2 separate regions of the Homo sapiens genome follow, and region 1 is linked to region 2. The links are chromatin loops, found by intact Hi-C in ENCODE. Cell type or tissue: heart left ventricle. All regions are shown on one strand. Links, peaks and the distances in the headings refer to the core of each region. The heading gives the core; the rest is flanking DNA. Region 1 holds the start of ACSBG2 (acyl-CoA synthetase bubblegum family member 2). Region 2 has its middle 19 kb from the start of MLLT1.

Region 1 (11,674 bases), core at 3,464-5,963, 170 kb after region 2:
AGTGAAAACAGGTGGCTAAAAGGCCATGTTCTAAGTTGAACTTGAGGCCAGGTGCGGTGGCTCACGCCTGTAATCCCAGCACTTTGGAAGGCCGAGGCTGGCAGATCACCTAAGGTCAGGAGTTCAAGACCAGTCTGGCCAACATGGTGAAACCCTGTCTCTATTAAAAATACAAAAAAAATTAGCCAGGCATGGTGGCAGACACCTGTAGTTCCAACTACTTGGGAGGTCGAGTCAGGAGAATCCCTTGAACCTGGGAGGTGAAGGTTGTAGTGAGCCAAGATAGCACCATTGGACTCCAGCCTGGGTGACAGAGCAAAACTGTATCTCAAAAAAAAAAAAATAAGTTTAATTTTAAAAATAAGTAAAGTGAACTTGAATGAGCCTACGGAGTTTACACACACAAAGTAGATCAATCAGCAGGACAAAGCGAGCAGCCCAAAACAGCAGATCCAGACCAAGCTACAGATATGCATGAAAAACATGCACGGAGTGTGCGGCCCAAGAAGAAATGAGGAGGAAGCCCAAGGCCCCTCTGGAGCAGCTGGATCTGGCCCAGAACCTCAAAGTCATCCTTAATTCACCTTTGACTTGCTTCCTTCCCTCCCTCCTTCCTCCCTTTGCTTCTTCCCTTTCTTCCCTCCTTTCTACTTCCTTCTTCCCTCCCCTTCCTTCCTTTTTCCCATTCTCCTACCCTTCCTCTCTCCCTCCCTTCCTTCTTTCCTCCCTTCGTTCTTCCCCTCTCTTCCTTCCTCCCTCCGTCCCTGCCTTTTCTTTCTTCCTTCTTCCCTTCCCTTCCTTTCTTTCTTCCTCCCCTTCCTTCCTTCCTTCCTCCCTCTCTCTTCCCTCTTTCCTTCCCTCCCTCCCTTCTTTCCTTCCTTCCTCCCTCCCTCCCTCCCCTTCCTTCCTTTTCCTCCTTCCTCTTTCCCTCCCTCCCTCCCCCTTCCCCCTTCCCCTCTCTCTCTCCCTCTCTCTTCCTAGCACATTGACTCATTAGCTAATTCCATCAGCTCAGCCTTCAAAATGGGATCCACTCTCTCCGCCTGCCTGGACCTAAGCTTCCTCCCAGGAGCCTGAGAGGTCCTGGTCACGTGAGAGGCCCATCACCCAGGCGCATTGTGGGTTCTGCTAGATCTCAATTCAAACAAGATGTGCACGAGGCCGCCAAGAACTCCACCACTGACTGTGTCTCAGACGACATGAAGAAATGAAGAGGGGATGTTTACTTCCTTAAAGTATGATAATTGCTTTGGGGTGAAGTTAGAGAAAGGAATCCTTGTTGCCAAAGGATTCATGCATGAAAGAACACACTGTCTGGTGCTTGCTTTAAAACTACCCACGAGGAGTGGGGTGACACAGAAATGACCAAGGCTGACTTTAAGTTGGAGCCGAGTGATAGGTAGCTGGGGGCTTATGTTATGATCAGCTCTACTTTTGTGTTTGAAACTTTCCACGATAAAAGTGTTTACAAATAAAAATGAATGCCAAGCATGGTGGCTCATGCCTGTAATCCCAGTGCTTTGGGAGGCCGAGGCGGGTGGATCACCTGAGGTCAGGAGTTCGAGACCAGCCTGGCCATGGTTCACACGGTGAAACCCTGTCTCTACTAAAAACACAAAAATTAGCCAGGCACGGCGGCAGGCACCTGTAATCCCAGCTACTCAGGAGGTTGAGGTGGGAGAATTGCTTGAACCCAAGAGGCAGAGGTTGCAGTGAGCAGAGATCTCGCCCTGCACCCCAGCCTGGGAGATAAGAGTGAAACTCCATCTCAAAAATAAATAAATAAATAAATACATAAATACATAAATAAATAAATAAAAATAAAAAAGTGAAATGCTGGCCCAACCCTGTCTCTCCTCTGCCTGCAGCCCTCCATGGCTCCCACCTCCCTCCAGGTAAAAGCGCAAGTTCTCCCCACGGTCCACAAGGCCCTGCACCTCCCTGTGCTCTCCTCCTTCCTCCCTCCCCCTCCTCACTCTGCTGCAGCCACGTGGGCCTCCTCACTGTTCTTCCAACTCACCAGGTGCAGTCCTTCCTTGGGGCCTTCGTACGGGCTGTGCCCTCTGCCTGGAACTCTCTTCCCCTCAGATAGCTGGGACTACAGAAGCATGCCACTACGCCTGGCTAATTTATTTTTATTTTTATTTTTGTAGAGCTGGGGGCCTCGCTATATTGCCCAGGCCGGTCTTGAACTCCTGGCCTCAAGCAAGCCCCCCCCCCCCCCCCAACCCCGCCACCTCGGCCTCCCAAAGTGCTGGGATTTGCAGGTGTGAGCCACCACACCAGGCCCCTCTTTTCTTTATAAATTGCCCATCTTCAGGTATTACTTTATGGCAATGCAAAATGGGCAAATAAAATTAGTATCCGGAGTATGAAAAGAACTCTGGATTTAAAAGACAAATGTAAACAACCCAGTGTTTTATGATGAAAAATGTAAACAGGCAGTTCACAAAAAAGGAGCCTGGAAAGGGCTACAAATCCTGGACAAGATGCTCAGTAGCTTTGGTCATCAGGGAACTGCACGTTAAAAATCACACGATCGGCCGGGTGCGGAGGCTCACACCTGTGATCCCAGCACTTTGGGAGGCCGTGGCAGGTGGATCACTTGAGCTCAGGAGTTCTCTACAGAGGACTTGTAAGTTACTAGTAATATTCGATTTCACGAAGTGAAAAGGGCACACAGATATTTATCGTTATTCATTAAATCGTACAGATATGCTTTGTGTTATTTTATATGCATTATATGTTTCACAATTTTAAAAGGCCATGTAGGGTTCAGATGTGGTGACTCACACCTGTAATCCCAGCACTTTGGGAGGCTGAGTCGGGTGGATCGCTTGAGGCCAGGAGTTCGAGACCAGCCTGGCTGGCATGGTGAAACCCCATCTCTACTAAAAATACAAAAATTAGCTGGGCATGGTGGCGCGTGCCTATAATCCCAGCACTTTGAGAGGTCGAGGCGGGTGGATCACCTGAGGTCAGAAGTTCAAGACCAGCCTGGCTGGTATGGCGAAACCCCATCTCTACTAAAAATATAAAAATTAGGCCGAGTATGGCGGCTCACGCCTGTAATCCCAGCACTTTGGGAGGCCAAGGCGGGTGGATCACGAGGTCAGGAGATTGAGACTATCCTGGCTAATGTGGTGAAACCCCATCTCTACTAAAAAATACAAAAAATTAGCCGGGCATGGTGGCAGGCACCTGTAGTCCCAGCTACTCAGGAGGCTGAGGCAGGAGAATGGTGTGAACCTGGGAGGCGAAGCTTGCAGTGAGCCGAGATTGCGCCTGGGCAACAGAGCAAGACTCTGTCTCAAAAAAAAAAAAAAAATTAGCTGGACATGGTGGCAGGCGCCTGTAATCTCAGCTACTTGGGAGGTTGAGGTGGGAGTATCACTTGAGCCTGGGAGGCAGAGGTTGCAGTGAGCTGAGATCGTGCCACTGCACTATAGCCTGGGCAAAAGAGTGAGACCCTGTCTCAAAAAAAAAAGAAAAGAAAACGCATGCCCTTCTCCCATACCACTGGCACCTGTCACTCTTCAAGAGGTGTGGTTCTGGCCATCTGGCAAGGCACCTGGAGCTGGGACATCTGGTCACTCAGGTGTTTTCTTCTTCCTGCAAAGACAGTCAACAGGTAGCCCCTCCTGGAAACCTGAACATGAGCTGCCCCTTCCCAGCCCCCGTCACCCTCTCCGTCCAGCCAGGATGATGGTGGTGGTGGGAGGCAGGAGGATGGGTGGTTTCCCTCCACAACAGGCCTTCTACCCCATTCAACCTTCCAGAACGTTCCATCCCAGCCACCTCTTGTGACATCACTGGCTGCCCCTGCCTCCGCACCCCACCCCCACCCCTAGGGGAAGCTGCTTCCAGGACAGGGAGATTGCTCTTTTCATGCATCATTCATTTATTCATGCATGCATGCACTTCTGCGTTGCATTCGTGACGTTTTTATGAAGCCATGACCCTAATGGCAGGGATTGTGCTGGATGCTGGAGACATAAAGATGAACAAAGCCAGATGAGGCCTGTTCAAGAAAATAAGAGGAGGCCTAGAATCACACAAACAAATGCAAACTTACCATTGTGAAGAGAGCCCCAAGGCATGTTGAGGGCTTGATCAAAGGATCCCGCCCAGGCAGGGAGTCTGGGAGTGGTTTCTTTCTTTTCTTTCGTTTTTTGAGACGGGAGTCTTGCTCTGTCACCCAGGCTGGAGTGCAATGGTGCGATCTCAGTTCACTGCAACGTCTGCCTCCCAGGTTCAAGCGATTCTCCTGCCTCAGCCTCCCGAGTAGCTGGGATTACAGGCGCCCGCCACCACGCCCGGCTAATCTTTTGTATTTTTAGTACAGACGGGGTTTCGCCATGTTGGCCAGGCTGGTCTCAAACTCCTGACCTTGTGATCCGCCCGCCTTGGCCTCCCAAAGTGCTGAGATGACAGGCGTGAGCCACCGCGCCTGGCCTGGGAGTGGTTTCTTGAGCTGGGATCTGAAGTATGCCTGGATGTTATTCCTGCCCTCGTGACTTTCTCTTACGCTGCCTGTCTTCATGTGTTTACAGCGGCCTCCCCCTTCTCGTTCTCTGCTTTAGTCACTGCTAACAATGTCCACTACCAGGCACAGTGGCTTGTGCCTGGAATCCCAGCACTTTGGGAGGCCAAGTCCGTAGCATCACTTGAGGCCAGGAGTTCAAAACCAGCCTGGGCAATGTAGTAAGACCCCGTCTCTACAGAAAAATTTAAAAAATTAGCCGGGCGTGGTGGTGCGCAAGTGTAACCACAGCTAGTAGGGAGGCTGAGGTGGGGGGATTGTTTGAGCCCAGGAGTTCCAGGCTGCAGTGAGCTGTGATGGTACCATGGCACTCCAGCCAGGCCTACAGAGCAAGACCTTGTCTCAAAACAAAAAAGACAAAACAGTGCCAGGTGCAGCACATACTAGATGCTCAGTAAATAAAGATGTAGCAACAGAATCTTGTGCTGTGCCAGGAGAAAAGGACAAGGAGTGTTCCTTTGTCTCCAGGGCCTTTTGTGTGTGTGTGTGAGAGAGAGAGAGAGACGGAGTTTGGCTCTTGTTGCCCAGACTGGAGTGCAATAGCGTGATCTTGGCTCACTGCAACCTCTGCCTCCCGGGTTCAAGCGATTCTCCTGCCTCAGCCTCCCAAGTAGCTGAGGTTACAGGCATGCACCACCACTCCCGACTAATTTTCTGTATTTTTAGTAGAGATGGGTTTTCACCATGTTGGCCAGGCTGGTCTCCACCTCGTGGCCTCAGGTGATCCACCCGCCTCAACCTTCCATGGTGCTGGGATTACAGGTGTAGCCACCGCACCTGGCCACCAGGGCCTTCTTAATGTTTCACAAATATCTACTCTGCAGAGCACCTGGGCAGCTGTGCCAGGACAGCCAGTGTCCACCAATGTCCATTCAGCCCTTCTTCCCCAGAGCTCTCACCTAAAGAGAGAGAATGTTTCCCAGGCCCCCTGACTGCATGGCGTGTCCATGTGACTACATCCTGCCCTGTGGGATGTGGGCATAAGTGGTGGGGGCCATGCCTGGTCATGCCTATAAAGGAAAGGAGGTGACACCCTTCCCCAACCCCCCATCCAGTAGAATCCTGGGATCAGGAGCAGCCTCCTTGGACAGGGGTGAAGCTGGAGGGGAGGGAGCAGGTCAAGAGGTCCCCAACAGGAGGGAAGGGACCTCTGTCTCTAAAGACAGTTGAGCCACTTTGCTGGTGCCAGACAGATTTATGCAAGTTGCACACACGCTCGCTCGCTCGCTCAGACACTCTCACGTGCACAGGTACTCACACACAAACAGACCTTCCCATGGGCACACAATCACAAGCACACTCACATACACTCACACTCATAACATGCTCCCACAATCACACCTGTTCACACAATTCAAATACTTTCATACAGACACAAACTGGCAGGCACGCACACACACACATGCGCACACACAGTCACATGTACTATCAGACACATGATTACATGCATGCACACTCATCCACAGTCATGCACATATGCAGTCACACACGTGCCTCATTATAGAGACATCCCATTTCGTACACATGTACACTGTCAGACACACAATGTGTGACAGTCACACAGTCACATTGCTCAGGCCCTCATACGCACAATTACATGCACACACACATATGGACACACATGGTCACACACACCCTCATACAGACACACAATTACACACCCACACTCACACATTCACATACATATGCACACACTTGCTCACACTCTCACCCTCGTACAGACACAATTATATATATGCATTCCCACACTCACACATATATGGACATGCGTGGTCACACAGCCTCGTACGGACACACAATTACACACACTCCCACACTCCTACACTCACATACATATGTGGGCGCTGCCAGCCAACCTCCAAGACACATACATATGCACACACATGCTCACACTCTCACACACCCTCATACAGACACACAATTACACACACATATGCACGCACGTGCTCACACACACCCTCATATGGACACATGACTACATATATTCATTCCCACACACGTATATGCACACACATGGTTACACAGCCTCATACAGACACACAATTATATACGCACACCCACTCACATATGCACACACATTCTCACACTCACACACCCTCATACAGACACACAATTATATACGCAAACCCACTCACATATGCACACACATTCTCACTCACACACCCTCATACACACACAATTATATACGCACACCCATTCACATATGCACACACATTCTCACACTCACACACCCTCATACAGACACACAGTTACATACACTCACACACGTATGCACTGATAGACACCTAATTATACACATAATCATAATCTCACACACACACTCCTGTGTGCCCTCATGCAGACAAATACACACAGGCACACACACCCTCATGCAGATACAGTCACATATACAGTCACATGTCCTCACACCTGCACACACTTGCACACCCCACATCCTCACACACCCTCAGATACCCAATTACATATATACACTCGCACACACATGCACACACTTGCTCAGACTCACACACAACCTCATACACACAGTTACATACACACATACATTATGACACACATATGCACTCATATACACTCTCATACAGACACACACAGACACATACACATACTCCCAAAGATATGCACACACACCCTCATGCTGACACACGGTTGCACATACAGTCACCATACATTCACACACACATACTCGTACAGACACAGTTACATACACACACAGTATGGCACACACTTACACATATGCACTCACATACACCTTCATATAGATGCACAATCACACGTGCACTTAATTCACACAGGCACACATACACAGTTACATACAGTATGACACACACGTATACACTCACATACACCTTCATATAGACGCACAGTCACACATGTGCACATAATTACACGCATGCACATGTACACAGTTACATAGAGTATGACACACACATATGCACTCACACCTTCATAGAGACACATAATCACATACACACACACCCTCTCACCGTGGAAAAGTAAATCTCCTTGGAGAAAATCTGTCCATAGCTATCCCAGACAAGTTTCAGCAAGGATGAGGACGCTGCTGTGCTACCCAGATCTTTTCAGTGATGAAAGATGTGTGCCCCAGCCTCTAGGAATGTTGCTGGAAGCAGACCTCTGCTGTCCACCCCTTCAGGTCAGCATCTGCCAAATGGCACGTCCTCATCCAGGGTCTTGTTCCCTTCCCCGGGCCACCAACATCTGTATGGAGGCATAAAATCTCGGGCCCCTCTCCCCAAATCTCAGGACAACTCAGGGACCATCCCAGCTACAGAGCTGGGGGCAGCTGGACTTCTCATGCTCTCTCTCTCTCTCTGTGTCTCTCTGTCTCCCCCAATCCTGTTTGTTTCCCTTCCCTTCCCTTTCCCTTCCACCAGTATCCATCCCAAGGGTGGGTCCCCTCTAAACAAACCTTTTGCAAGCTCAGTTCCTCTCATCTGCTTCCTAATAAGCTCTCTGCAACAAAAGCAGTCGTTGTATGCCACTAAAATCCCTCCACTTACCTTCTCTTACCTTTATCCCACCTGCCCCAGGTAACATAATAACGTGGACTCTCATCCCCACACCCCCTCCCCTGAGGACTCTGAGCTGACCACTCTCCCAGAGTCTTGGCTGTTAGTCTTTGAGCTCGACTCCCCACTCCCTTCCACGGGTTCTTCCTACACAGACCCGAAGCTGAGCCTGTCTGGGCAGCTGAGGACACTTCCTCCACACAGAGGGATGAAGTTCATTCCAGGCCATGGCTCACATTTTAATGGAGAAAGAACTGAAGATAGAAATGGCATTGCATAAAGGCAACAGCTGCGGAAAGAGAAGCATTCATTTGGCAACATTCATCTCCTAATCCAGCAGACCCCAGGAGACTCTCTCTTCCCCCAGAGCCAAGGGCAAAGTGAACTCAAGGGTAACTCTGTAAAAGAATCCAGGTGTTTACACTGGAAATGGGGAAGGGGGGACTCAGCTGGCAGTGTGAGTCACCTGTGCGTCCTCCACTGGTGCCTCTCTGGGCAAGGGGGCGGTTGGATCCTCACTACTTGGCTGGTTCTAGGATCCTCCACTGGGGCACCTGCTTTCACCTCATGTGCCATCTTGTCTTAAGAGTCAAGAACAGTGGGAGCTCTCAGCCAACCTCCAAGACACCCAATTAACCAACTCATCCATGAACCCAAGGTCTATCCCCCACAGAGGATGCATGGTCGCTGGTTCATACGGAAACCTTGCAGGGTTGCTCTGAAATGTACATGCATCCACTTCCATACCAGGCTCGCTGTGTGCTCACTGAGTGCAAGCTGTGTATTCCCAAACCTGTTTATGCCAGTTGTGCTTCTTATTCTAACAACTATATTTTATTTTATTTTATTTTATTATTCTATTTTCTTTTCTTTTATTTTTAATTTTATTTTTTGAGACAGAGTCTCGCTCTGTTGCCCAGGCTGGAGTGCAATGGCGCCATCACGGCTCACTGCAACCTCTGCCTCCCAGGTTCAAGTGATTCTCCTGCCTCAGCCTCCCGAGTAGCTGGGATTACAGGCGCCAACCACCACACCAGGCTAATTTTTGTATGTTTAGTAGAGACGGGGTTTCACTATGTTGGCCAGGCTAGCCTCGAACTCCTGACCTCAGGTGATCCACCCACCTCGGCCTCCCAAAGTGGTGGGATTACAGGCATGAGCCACCGCGCCAGACCCTAACAACATAATTTGATCAAATATTATACGCCTCAATGTAATACAGCAGCAAAAAAAAAAAAAGTCATTGTTTCTAAGTCTCAAAAGTCCAGCTGATAAAAGAGTGATGAATTACGCATGGACGAGGTGACTTACTAACTCAGGGAAAAAATTGGAAATTGACCCTGTCCAATATAGTAGCTACAAGCCTATGTGAGTATTTAAATTAAAATTTTTATGACTATACACTTAAAAATGGTTAAGGTAGTAAGTTTAGTGTTATACGTATTTTGCCATATTAAAAATAAAAATAGAGCTGGGTGTGGTGGCTCACACCTGTCATCCCAGCACTTTGGGAGGCAGAGGTGGGAGTTCAAGTAAGGAGTTCGAGACCAGCCTGGCCAACATGGTGAAACCCCATCTTTACCAAAAATACAAAAAAATTAGTTGGGCATGGTGGCAAGTACCTGTAATCCCAACTACTCGGGAGGCTGAGGCAGGAAAATTGCTTGAACCTGGGAGGCAGAGGCTGCAGTGAGCCGAGATCGAGCCACTGCATTCCAGCCTGGGCAACAGAGCAAGACTCTGTCTCAAAAAAAAAAAAAAAAACTTAATAAAATATATTCACATATCCAATGGATTACTCATGGGAGGAATTTCAACACCCCTCTTTTGTTTACTGCTTTATTTATTTAGACAAAGTCTTGCTCTGTCACCCAGGCTAGAGTGCAATGGTACGATCTCAGCTCACTGCAACCTCCACCTCTTGGGTACAAGCAATTCTCCTGTCTCAGCTTCCCAAGTAGCTGGGGTTACAGGCATGCATCACCATGCCAAGCTAATTGTTGTATTTTTAGTAGAGACGAGGTTTCATCATGTTGGCCAGGCTGGTCTCAAACTTCTGACCTCAAGCGATCCACCTGCCCCGGCCTCCCAAAGTGCTAGGATTACAGGCGTGAGCCATTGCACCCAATCCAAAGGTTTCTCTTGGGACCAGCCTCCCTCCAACATGACTCCACAGTTCTGGTATCCTTATCATTTCTGTTTCTGGCCCCCTCTCCATCAGTAAGCAGCATTCACTGCCTGGGTGGGTGGAGGAGGTCAGAATGAATTGAACAGAAGCAGGGAAGAAAGACTGACTTGAGGCCGGGCGTGGTGGCTCGCGCCTGTTATCCCAGCACTTTGGGAGGCTGAGTTGGGTGGATCATGAGGTCAGGAGTTCAAGACCAGCCTGGCGAACATGGTGAAACCCTGTCTCTACTAAAAATGCAAAAATTAGCCGGGCGTGGTGACGTGTGCCTGTAGTCCCAGCTACTTGGGAGGCTGAGGCAGGAGAATTGCTTGAACCCAGCAGGTGGAGGTTGCAGTGAGCCGAGATCACGCCACTGCACTCCAGCCTGGGCGACAGAGCGAGAATCCATCTCAGAAAAAAAAAAAAAAAAAAAAAGCTCCAACAACATGAGATACAGAGTCAAAGCCTCATATGTAACTGTTACAAACCAAACTGGATCAATTTGCCTATATGCAAGGGAACATCAACCAGCAAAGCACTATGTTTTTGCAGTGAGAAAGGTTTAATGTGAGCCAATTGGCAAGAAAATGGGAGAAAACACTCAAATCTGTCTCTTTGAACTGGGAGTTGGGGCAGGTTTTATAGTCACAGGGTAATGAGGCATTATCTGATTGGCTCTTGCGATGGTGTGATGCCAGGGCTCGAGCTGATTGGATACTGGATCATTGCCATGTGGCGTCTGTTTCTTAATTCAATTCTGCTCCTTTGTCTGAGCACTTAGGTTCCACCTGTGGTTGACTTTTTAGCTCATCTGGACATGTTCTGATTATGTAGCTTGCAACCTGGGGTCCATGGCAACTGGAAGACAACTCACAACTTTGTTACATAAAAATTGAACTGGATTGGTCCGATATTATTACATAATGAACTCTCACCGTTGGGTGAGGTCAAATTGCTATAATAGGTATTTGTCTTTTTCTCATTCTTTTTCACAGCTGTATAGTATTCTATTTCACAGCTGGGATACTATACAGCTGTAAAAAAGAATTAGATGACATATCTATAATATATCCCTCATAGATAACATAGCTACGATATAGCCCTTTCTCATTCTTTTTCACAGCTGTATAGTATTCCAGCATGCAAGAAATTACTCAAAAACTTAGCAGCTTAAAACATTGATAATCACTCATCATCTCTCGTGGTTTTTGTAGGTCAGAAATTCAGACAGGGCACATCTGGGACAGCTTGAAGTCATGATGTGCTGGAGCTGGCATGTATCAACCGCATGAGTCAGAGCCAATTGCATGCATCTCTTCTCAGCTTCACATTCAGTGGTATCACATCTGTACCTTGAAATCAGCCACAGTGGGAGTATTTACACCACAGGAATTGGCAAACACTGCAAATCAGCGCCCCATGCCACTCAAGAGC
Region 2 (11,674 bases), core at 3,208-5,707:
TATATCAGATGCTAGCCTCTGGGGATCCAAGACAACAAAGACATACAACGTCCTTGCCCTAATGAAGGATATAGATATTAAACAAATAAAAACACACACACACAAAGCACTTCCAGCCATTGATAGGCGCTAAAAAAGATAAAATACAATAATATTCTGGAAGATGATGGTTCTGGGAGCAGCACTATCACATGGGTGGTCCAGGGAGTGCACTTTGCAGTTGAGCCCTTAATGACAAGAGGGAACCAACGATACCAAAAGCCAGGGCAAGTCCATTCTGGACAGAGGGAATGGCTGTGTGAAACCCCTGGGATGGGAATGAGCTTTCAAGCTGGAGCAACAGCAAAGACTTTTGGCCAGGCTCAGTGTCTCATGCCTGTAATCCCAACATTTTGGGAGGCTGAGGTGGGAGGATTGCTTGAGCCCAGGAGTTCAAGACCAGCATGAGCAACACAGCAAAACCTCCTCTCTATGAAAAATTTAAAAAAAATTAGCTGGGTGTGGTGGCATGAGCCTGTAGTCCCAGCTACTTGGGAGGCTGAGGTGGAGGATGGCTTGAGTCCAGAAAGTGGAGGTTGTGCCACTGCATTCCAGCCTAGACACATAGTAAGAGGTTCTTATCTGGGGTCCCTGGATGGGTTTCAGCGTCCACAGACCACTTGACATTGTGTGCAAAAGATGGGTGTTTGGGCATACAATCTAGGTGCCTGGAGTGCATCACTTTAGATAAATGAGAATACTCTCATTTTATAGATGTGGCTCAGAGAGGGCAAGTGACTTGCCTAAGGCCACACATCGTGGACTTGAACCCAGTCCGTCCTTTTCCAAAGCTCTTTGCACTACAGTGAGACAGTAGTGGGACTGAACTTGGATTCCTGGTCATCTGCTTCCGAGTCCTTCTTCCTTTCTTGTTCTAGAAGCCAGAGGTTTTTCACTTGTGGCTCCAGGATGGATCATGGTGGTAGGAAGAGGTGGGGTTGAGGATGTCTGTAAACTTGTAAAATCATCTGCAAAATGTTGTGTGTCTTGGTGTATTTGGGGGAGAGGAGCTGTGATTCCGTGACAGCCCCTGAAGAGGTGTTTGACCACCCAAAGAGTTGAGAACCTCAGTTAAAAATCTTCTTGGGGAGGGTGGCTGAGCACAGTGGCTCACGCCTGTAATCCCAGCACCTTGGGAGGCTGAGGTGGGCAGATCTCGAGGTCAGCAGATGGAGACCATCCTGGCTAACGTGGTGAAACCCCATCTCTACTAAAAATATAAAAAATGAGGCAGGCATGGTGGCCGGCGCCTGTAGTTCCAGCTACTCAGGAGGCTGAGGCAGGGGAATGGCGTGAACCTGGGAGGCAGAGCTTGCAGTGAGCCGAGATCACCCCACTGCACTCCAGCCTGGGCGATACAGCGAGACTGCGTCTCAAAAAAAAAAAAAAATTAGCCAGGCTTGGTGGCACGTGCCTGTAGTCCCAGCTACTCGGGAGGCTGAGGCAGGAAAACTGCTTGAACCCGGGAGACAGAGGTTGCAGTGAGCCAAGATTGCGCCACTGCACTCCAGCCTGGGCAACAGAGCAAGACTCTGTCTCAAAAAAAAAAAAAAAAAGAATCAACAAACAAAATCTTCTGAGGGAGGAGGATAGAGAAGCGCCTGCCTCCTCCCCTGACCCCGTGGCTCTTCCTCTTCTTTGCCAGCTTATGTGGCCCGAGTGCAAAATCATTTAAAAAAAAATCCCGCTCTATCCCCAGTATCTGTCCTCTGGCTCCTGCTGGCCCCTCCTCACAGCCTCCTCTTGGGGCATGAACGTAGCCGATGAGCAAGAGGCCTGGGTAACCTCTGCCTCCCGGTTCAAGCGAGTCTTGTGCCTCAGCCTCCTGAGTAGCTGGGATTACAGGCACGTGCCACCACGCCTGGCTAATTTTTGTATTTTCAGTAGAGACGGGGTTTCACCATATTGGCCAGGGTGGTCTCGAACTCCTGACCTCATGATCTGCCCACCTCGGCCTCCCAATCCAGTCTGTAACTCTTTTTTTTTTTTTTTTTTTGAGACGCAATCTCACTTTGTAGCCCAGGCTGGAGTGCAGTGGCGTGATCTCGGTTCACTGCAAGCTCCACCTCCCGGGTTCACGCTATTCTCCTGCCTCAGCCTCCTATGTAGCTGGGACTACAGGCGCCCGCCACCACGCCCGACTAATTTTTTGTATTTTTAGTAGAGACAGGTTTCACCGTGTTAGCCAGATGGTCTCGATCTACTGACCTAGTGATCCACCTGCCTCGGCCTCCCAAAGTGCTGGGATTACAGGCGTGAGCCACCGTGCCCAGCCTCCAGTCTATAATTCTAACAAGCTACATGACCCTTGCACATCCTAGTCTCCATCAGGGAAGGTCTCTTGGTGACAAAGGACAAAATATTCAACCCCAACTGCCTGAAATCACAAATGGACAATCAGCATATATACTTTTTTTTTTTTTTGAGACAGGATCTCTGTTGCCTAGACTGGAGTGCAGTGGTGCGATCTTGGCTCACTGCAACCTCCACCTCCTGGGTTCAAGCAATTCTCATGCCTCAGCCCCCGAAGCAGCTGGGATGACAGGCACCCACCACCATACCCGGGTAATTTTTGTATTTTTAATAGAGACAGGGTTTTACCATGTTGGCCAGGCTGGTTTTGAACTCCTGACCTCAGGTGATCCGCTTAATCAGGAAGGTCTGTTGGTGAAAAAGGACAAAATATTCAACCCCAACTGACTGAAATCACAAACGGACAATCAGCAATATGTACTTTTGTTTGTTTATTTGAGACAGAGTCTTGCTCTGTCACCCAGGCTGGAGTGCAGTGGCACAATCTCGGCTCACTGCAACCTCTACCTTCTGGGTTCAAACAATTCTTCTGCCTCAGCCTCCTAAGTAGCTGGGACTGCAGGTGCATGCAAGCATGCCAGCTAATTTTTGTATTTTTAGTAGAGGTGGGGTTTAACCATGTTGCCCAGGCTGATCTGGAACTCCTGAGCTCAGGTGATCTGCCCACCTCAGCCTCCCAAAGTGCTGGGATTATAGGCGTGAGCCACTGTGCCTGGCCAGCATATCTACTTTTGAAGTTCAGCCCCAGGCTGCAGACCTGGCTGGGTCCAGGCTTCAAATGATGTCACCAGGGCCAGGCTCTCTTCGTCCCTCTGGCTGGCTTCATGGGTGGGAGCGGCCACCAGGAGGGCTAGGCTGCCTTCTTTCCAAGTTTAAAAGTGAACTCAAAAGCTCCAAGCACAGGCTGGGCTTGGTGGCTCATGCCTGTAATCCCAGTGTTTTGGGAGACCGAGGTGAGAGGATTTTTTGAGACCAGCCTGGGCAACATAGCGAGAACCTGTCTCTACAAACAAATTAAGAATTAGCCAAGCATGGTGGTGTACACCTGTGGTCTTAGCTACTTGGGAGGCTGAGGCAGGAGGATCGCTTCATGAGCCAGGGAGGTTGAGGCTGCAGTGAGCCATGATCACACCACTGCACTCCAGCCTGAGTGACAGAGTGAGACCCTGTCTGAAAAAAAAAAAAAAAAAAGAAAAAGAAAAAAGGGCTGGAGCAGTGGCTCACGCTTGTAATCCTAGCACTTTGAAAGGCCAAGGTGAGTAGATTGCCTGAGATAAGGAGTTCGAGACCAGCCTGGGCAACATAGTGAAACCCCATCTCTACTAAAATACAAAAAATTAGCTGGGCATGGTGTCACACACTTGTGATTCCAGCTACTCGGGAGACTAGGGCAGAAGAATCGCTTGAACCCAATTGGCGGAGGTTGCAGTAAGCTGAGATTGTACCACTGCCCTCCAAACTGGACGACAGAGTGAAACTGTCTCAAAAAAAAAAATGCTGGGTGCAGTGGGCTTATGCCTATAATCCCAGCACTTTGGGAGGACAAAGCGGGCAGACCACCTGAGGTCAAGAGTTCGAGACCAGTCTGGCCAACATGGTGAAACCCTGTCTCCACTAAAAATACAAAAAATTAGCCGGGTGTGGTGGCACACACTTGTAATCCCAGCTATTCAGGAGGCTGAGGCAGGAGAATCACTTGAACCCAGGAGGCAGAGGTTGCAGTGAGCTGAGATCACGCCACTGCATTCCAGCCTGGGTGACAAGAGCAAAACTCTGTCAAAATAATAATAATAATAATAATAATAATAATAATAATAATAATAGCAGCTCCAGGCACACATGAAGATGCTCAATATCATTGTTGTTAGGGAAATGAAAATCACTGGTCAGGCACAGTGGCTCACAACTGTATTCACCACACTTTGGGAGGTCAAGGTTGGCGGATCACCTGAGGTTAGGAGTGCAAAACCAGCCTGGCCAACATGGTGAAACCCCATCTCTACTAAGAATACAAAGTTTAGCCGGGCATGGTGGTGGGCACCTGTAATCCCAGCTACTCGGGAGGCTGAGGCAGGAGAATCGCTTGAACCCAGGAGGCGGAGGTTGCAGTGAGCCGAGATCACACCACTGCACTCCAGACTGGGCGACAGAGCCAGACTCCATCTCAAAAAAATATATACTTATGTATGTGTATTGCAACAGGTGGCTGTGTGTGTACTTTTGTGGCAGGCAGCAAACTGGGAGCTTACAGGAAACAGGTTGGAGGCCAAAAGGAATTCCAAAAAGTACCCAAAAGAGGGCTGGACCGTCTACTAGGCAAAATAAAAAGGGAACACTCAACGTTGTTCCCGGGGTGCAAATAAAGTGAACCACTAGAGGGCGGTAGAGACTTAACGTATTAACAGTAACAGTTCCGTTATGGACCAAAAGCAAGACCAGAACATCCAAAATGTTACTTTCTTTGGAGTTCAAGACCAGCCTGGGCAACATAGGGAGACCCTATCTCTACAAAAAAAAATTTTAAAAATTAGCTGGATGTGGTGGCACATGCCTGTGGTCCCAGCTACTGGGGAGGCTGAGGTGGGAGGATTGCTTGAGCCCGGGAGGTTGAGGCTGCAGTGAGCTATGATTGCGCCATTGCACTCTAGCCTGGGTGACTAGATTTAAAAATCTAGGCTGGGCGTGGTGGCTCACGCCTGTAATCCCAGCACTTTGGGAGGCCGAGGCGGGAGGATCACGAGGTCAGGAGATCAAGACCATTCTGGCTAACATGGTGAAACCCCATCTCTACTAAAAATACAAAAAATTAGCTGGGCGTAGTGGCGGGCGCCTGTAGTTCCAGCTACTCGGGAAGCTGAGGCAAGACAATGGCGTGAACCTGGGAGGTGGAGCTTGCAGTGAGCCGAGATCGCGCCACTGCACTCCAGCCTGGGTGACAGAGCGAGACTCCGTCTCAAAAAAAAAAAAAAATCTAAAAAGTTGAAGGGCTACAAGTACAGTTTGTCACATGCATATATTGCATAATGGTGGTCTTGGCTTTTCGTGTATCCATCACCTGAATAATATACTTTGTATCTGTTATACAATTTTTCATCACTTTCTCTCCTTCCATCCACCCCCCCCGCCCACCCAATGTCTATCATTCTACACTCTACACCCATGTGTACACATTATTTAGATACCACTTATAAGTGAGAATGTATAGCATTTGACTTTCTTTCATCCATCTCCAGAACTTTCTCATCTTCCCAGCATGAAACTGTCCCCATGAAACACTCACTCCCCAGCACCCTCCCCTGCTCCTGGCATCCACCAGCCTATTTTCTGTTTCTATGAATCTGTTGACTTGAGGGACCTCTGTTGACTCCTAGGAGAGGAGTGGAATCACACAGGATTTGTCCTTTTGTGTCTGGCTTATTTCACTTAGCATAATGTCTTCAGGGTTCATAGATACAAGGTCTTGCTCTATTACCCAGCCTGGAGTGCAGTGGTGCCATTGCAGAATTCTTGGGATGGTGTCACTTTTCTGGCTGTAAACCTCTGTGGCTGGTGGCATCTTTGCCTGAGTTTTGCTCAGGCCCACTGGGCTCATTCTGCCCACTTGACCTGGCAGGCTACACTCGGCTCTTGCTACCAGCCTGGATCCCACACCTGCCAAGGGTGTGCCAGGTGTGGAGTGGCAAGGGGTGTGTGTTCAAGCAAGCATGGGGTCTAGCCCCTGTGCACAGTCAGACACACCGGCTGCTGCAGCAGGGTGAGCAGCTCCAGGTGCCGGCATGGGCACTGGCTCTCTGCAAGGCTGCGGCTTGGCCAGGTGCACCACAAGTAGCGTCCATGGCTGCCACCAGGGACCATGGTGGAGCCCAGAAGCTTGGAGACTCCAAGCTTCATGCTGGGCCTCAAAGAGGGAGTCACTGCCCTGGCTCAGGGAGCTCCCAGGTCTAGGCTTTCTGAAGGGCTGGAGCTCTTCTCTCCTTCTCATTACCATCAACACGGCAAGCAAGGGGCGTGTTTCAGCCCTGTTTGTGTTATAGCTCTTCCAGTCCTGCCATTCGGCAGGTCCCAAGCTCTTGTCCTGCGCCCAAGAAGAATGAGGTACACGGACAAGTGGAGGGTGAGCAAGGTGAAGAGGAGCTTTATTGAGCAACAGAATAGCTCAGAAAAAAAAAAAAAAAGGCCCTGGAGTGGGTAGATCCTCTCTGTAGCTAGTCGTCATGTCAAGTGCTCAGCTCTCAGCAGAGAGGAGGCCCTGGAGTGGGTTGCTTCTCTTTGCAGCTGGTCATCCCTATATCTGTCTAGCTATGGCTGAGCCCAGGGCTTTGATGGGCCTCAGAGGGGAGGAAGTCCATGCTGATTGGTCCATGGGCAGCCTGGAAAAGGCACCACAAGTTCCCACTCTGGTCTGTGGGACTGGCAGCCTGGCCCCCAGGCTTCAGGGCCTCCCTGGCTTGAAGGTGGGACCTCACCGGGGATCCACCCCCTTCCACCCAGGAACCTGTCTGCCTCCTGCTGCTGTTCGTGGTGATGAGGCTATAGATGCCAAGGGGCACCTGCAGGTCAGCACCAAGCTGCCCTCAACCCCTCCCTCAGCTTCCTTCCTATGCTCATCAGCACCCAAGGTCCAGAGGGGGCTGAGGCAGCAGGGGACTGGAGTGTCACCACTGCCCCAAGCATGTGCACACCCAGCTGGGCTGTGACAGTGCCTGGGCTTGGCCCCAACTTTGCTCTGAGACTGGAATGGGTGCCAACAGCAGGGAGAAGCCAGGCAGTGGGAGCAGGCATTTCCAAGCCTGCGAGGGCAGGGAAACCTTCCTGGGACCCCAAGAGTGCAGGGATGCCTGGGTACACAGCCTCTGTTTGGGTGGCTGCAGCTGCATTGGGGGTGTGTGCGACTCCTGTTTACTCTGTGGAGTGGGAGGCCCGGCTCTGCAGCTGTGGTTTGGGCAGCTGCAGCTGCACCTGGAGAGATCTCATCCCAACTCAGGAGGGGCGGGACTCCTGCTTGGCCCTGCCACAGCCATCAAACTCCCCTCTGAAGAGGTACGTCTAACTGCTGTTAGGGTAGGGATGATGACTATTCTTTTTTTTTTTTTTTCGGAGTTTCACTCTTGTTGCCCAGGCTGAAGTGCAGTGGTGCAATCTTGGCTCACTGCAATCTCTGCCTCCCGGGTTCAAGCAACTCTCCCACCTCAGCTACCCAAGTAGCTGGGACTACAGGCGCGTGACACCACACCCGGTTAATTTTTGTATTTTTAGTAGAGACGGGGAATCACCATGTTGGCCAAGCTGGTCTTGAATTCCTGACCTCGTGATCCACCTGCCTCGGCCTCCCAAAGTGCTGGGATTACAGGCGTGAGCCACCGAGCCTGGCTGGATGATGGTCATTCTTAACTGCTTCATGCTGACAGGGGGCATTGTTTTCAGAAAAATGGCAGTCAGATTTTCCCTCGGGGGCCTATCTAAGGGCTCCCAGTAAAAGGGAGTCATCGTCTGAGGCTCCATTTGCATCACCATTTGGAGTTTGACAGTCTGTCCCTTTAGTTTCTTCTGAGCTGCAGTCAGAGATCACTGATTGGTTCACTCCTACAAATGTCAAAAGCTACAATAGCTGGAAAGAAAAGCTTCCTTGATTCTGAAAAACAAAACAAGGGATCAGCAATGTTCCAAGCAAAAAATCAAGAATGATTACTTTGGTCTTCCATTAGTTCAATTCACCCAGTCAACTCCTGTTCACAATCTCCAAAGTTATCAGAAACCTGCACTTGAGGTCTATAATCCACCCTTTGAAGAAGATCAAAACAAGACAACAGCCGGGCGTGGTGGCTCACGCCTGTAATCCCAGCACTTTGGGAGGCTAAGGTGGGCGGATCATGAGGTCAGGAGATTGAGACCATCCTGGCTAACACGGTGAAACCCCGTCTCTACTAAAAATACAAAAAATTAGCCAGGCATGGTGGCGGACGCCTGTAGTCCCACCTACTCGGGAGAGGGAGGCAGGAGAATGGCGTGAACCCGGGAGGCGGAGCTTGCAGTGAGCCAAGATCACGCCACTGCACTCCAGCCTGGGCAACAGAGCGAGACTCCATCTCAAAAACAAACAAACATAAAAAACAAGACAACAATTGCCTATGAATGTCAAAATGTCCTAGGGTAGTCACAGTCAAAATCATGATTGACAAAGAAATTTGGTAACCACTGTGGTCTACAATAACCTAACATAATAACCCTAATTATGATTCATAACACTTTCTCAGACGTCAGAACTTTAGAAATCCCATACAATTTTGGAATACACATTAACATTATTCACTGAAATGCAACCCACCGGAGACCAAACACCACCTTATTTTGGCAATCCTATGTAGCTAAACATGTCAAATCATCCTGTCTACTTCTTCCCTGGACACTCCAGGGATCCTCTGTAGCATCCAAAAGCTAGGGGTTAGAAAAGACAATTTTGAAGTTGAAATGTGATTTCGGGAAGCCTATCAAACATACTAAAGGCTTATAACATTTATTATGAAACCGCAGATCAGTGCCCTAAGAATAGCAGATCGTGCTTCCATTCCAATGTTCAACTTACAGGAAAACCAAATAATACCCTTTTGAATTTAGTCAATATGGACTGAGCATGGTAGCTCATGCTTGTAATCCCAGCACTTTGGGGAGTTGAGGTGGGCAGATCACTTGAGGTCAGGAGTTCGAGACCAGCCTGGACAACATGGCAAAACCTCATCTCTACTAAAAATACAAAAGTTAGCCAGGAGTGGTGGCATGCACCTGTAATCTCAGCTACTAGGGAGGCTGAGGCAGAAGAATCGCTTGAACCTGGGAGGTGGAGGTTGCAGTGAGCCAAGATTGTGCCACTGCACTCCAGCCTGGGTGACATAGTGATCTCAAAAAAAAAAAAAAAAAAAAAAAGAATTTAGTCAATATATTCACACACACAATTCCTTTTATAAGATTAATTTTTACAAACCTTCTATAACTTGTTTAAACCCTTAGCTTTATCTTATCTAATTTAAAACAATCCTTTAAATTTCTAAATTTGGCAAAAATTTACATTCCCATGCCTTCTTATATTCTTTAACTAAAGACACAGTTTACTTTCCTTATATACTTTGCATGTAAGTCTATTTTCAGGAGTCTCAATTACATGTTATAATGGTAACTCTTAGCAATTCTTATTTTTGGTAAAAAGAAAACCTAGTTAAAAAAAAAAAAGAAAACCTAGTAAGTTATTTTAATTATGTCCTAGGTGCAGATAAGATCTGAATATTTCCAGCATATCTAGGGGTGTGATTAGCTCCCTATGTCCCTAGTCCTTACCAAACCATAAAGCAGGCAAGTCAAACAGTTTTCAAAAGCCAAAGAAGCAGTTTATGACTTTAAAGCATTTAGCAAACCTAATATCTGAGCTGCATAATTTGGACCACATGTCTACATTTTGAAGTCATTTTTATTTTACCAATAATCTTTAAGACTATTTTTATTTCTCTAAGATTAAGTCATGAGAACTAAAAGGCATTGCAGTTTCTATTTTTCTTCAAGAATATTTGACCTAAGTGCTTATTTTTCCTTAAGCTAATCAGTTAGAGTTCTTTTATATAAACATCACACATACAACACATATATAACTATATGACAGACAGGAGATCCACTAGTAGTTGTAAGATTTTTCTTTTTTCCTTTTTCTTTTTTTTTTTTTTTAGACAGAGTCTCACTCTGTTGTCCAAGCTGGAATGTAGAGTCTCACTCTGTTGTCCAAGTGGCATGATCTTGGCTCGCTGCAACCTTTACCTCCTGAGTTCAAGCGATTTTCCTGCCTCTGCCTCCCAAGTAGCTGGGATTACAGGCGCCCGCCAACTCACCTGGCTAGTTTTTGTATTTTTAGTAGAGATGGGGTTTTGCTATGCTGCCAGGCTGGTCTCGAACTCCTGGCCTCAGGTGAATCTCCCACCTTGGCCTCCCAAAGTGCTTGGATTACAGGTGTGAGCCACCGTGCCCAGCCTCTTGTGCCAATTTCTTAATTGGATTACTGGCCGGGGGGTGGAGCCCTTCGAGAACCAGGGCTAGGAAAACATGTAGTTTCTAAGGCTTAATAAGTAGGCATAGCTGGAAGACAAAAATAGATTTTGAGAGGGATCCATCTGCCCGTAATTCCTGAAGTTCCTGAGGAAAACAGAGGTTTTTCCCAAAACGGATCAGTGGCGCCTCCTCTGTTTTTCCCAAGGAGTCCCAGGCCACCAGAAGTCATCCTGGAACCCCTCATGTGTGCATTAAGAGTGGCAAGACAAAAATGGAGAAAAATTGTTCAGTTGACCGAAAAGAAAACACCTTTTTCCAGAAAAACAAAATCTACAACGATAAACGACATAAAGGCCTTTTAAATATACCTATAGTTTGGATATCCTCCATCTTTAATTAAGCTGACTTTTAACCATCACATTTCCTTTTTTTTTTTTTTTTTTTTGAGACAGAGTCTTGCTCTGTTGCCCAGGCTGGAGTGCAGTGGCTTGATATCAGCTCACTGCAAGCTCCGCCTCATGGGTTCATGCCATTCTTTTGCCTCAGCCTCCTGAGTAGCTGGGACTACAGGTGTCCACCACCACACCTGGATAATTTTTTTTGTATTTTTAGTGGAGACGGTGTTTCACCATGTCAGCCAGAATGGTCTCGATCTTCTTACCTTGTGATCTGCCCGCCTCGGCCTCCCAAAGTGCTGGGATTACAGGTGCAAGCCATCACACCTGGCCAACCATAGCACTTCCTTTTTAAGAAGTCCTGGCCAGGCGCAGTGGCTCATGCCTATAATCCCAGCATTTTGGGAGACTGAGGCAGGTGGATCACCTGCAGTTAGGAATTCGAGACCAGTCTGGCCAAATGGTGAAACCCTGTCTCCACTAAAAATTACAAAAATTAGCCGGGCATGGTGGCACATGCCTGTAATCCCAGCTACTTGGAAGGCTGAGGCAGGAGAATTGCTGGAGCCTGGGAGACGGAGGTTGCAGTGAGCTGAGATTGCACCACTGTACTCCAGCCTGGCCAATAGAACAAGACTCTGTCTCAAAAAAAAAAAGGAAATCTTTTAAAATATGTTACTACCTGACCTTAGCCATGCCAAATGGCCAATACTTCTGACTTTTGAACTCATGGAGGGGCAGAGAATACAGTTTTTGTCATTCCTACAACCAGCTTGCACAGAGAGAGAGAAGCCAGAAGTCCAACTGCTAAAAACTCTTACCCTTTTGTCAGCATGTCAGGCTTCTGGGTTCCATTCCCCTGAGCCATGGAGCCCTATTGACCCTGGAGTCCTGTGAAG

Evidence for each region. A loop is a pair of places that touch in the nucleus more often than their neighbours do. Peaks named below come from ENCODE experiments on the same cell type or tissue, not always from the same donor. Only the 100,000 strongest peaks of a DNase experiment are listed, where the experiment ranks them.
Region 1: it touches region 2 in a loop (2.5-fold over the local background); 18 of 110 quality-filtered maps call a loop at or near these places.

What each region holds. Positions count from the first base shown.
Region 1 is chr19:6,127,762-6,139,435 of GRCh38, reverse strand. ACSBG2 (acyl-CoA synthetase bubblegum family member 2) reads right to left here and starts at 3,769. Exons shown (of 15, transcript NM_030924.5): 1 at 3,527-3,769. LOC105372255 (a long non-coding RNA gene) reads left to right here. Exons shown (of 4, transcript NR_187772.1): 4 at 11,455-11,674. RefSeq lists enhancers at 2,999-3,901, 3,902-4,805. In heart left ventricle, for the core only: no CTCF peak of the experiment used is centred there; no DNase peak of the experiment used is centred there.
Region 2 is chr19:6,293,009-6,304,682 of GRCh38, reverse strand. No RefSeq gene overlaps it. Among named protein-coding and RNA genes, the nearest start is that of MLLT1, 19 kb to the right of the region's middle. In heart left ventricle, for the core only: a CTCF peak has its summit at 4,719 (motif pointing right); no DNase peak of the experiment used is centred there.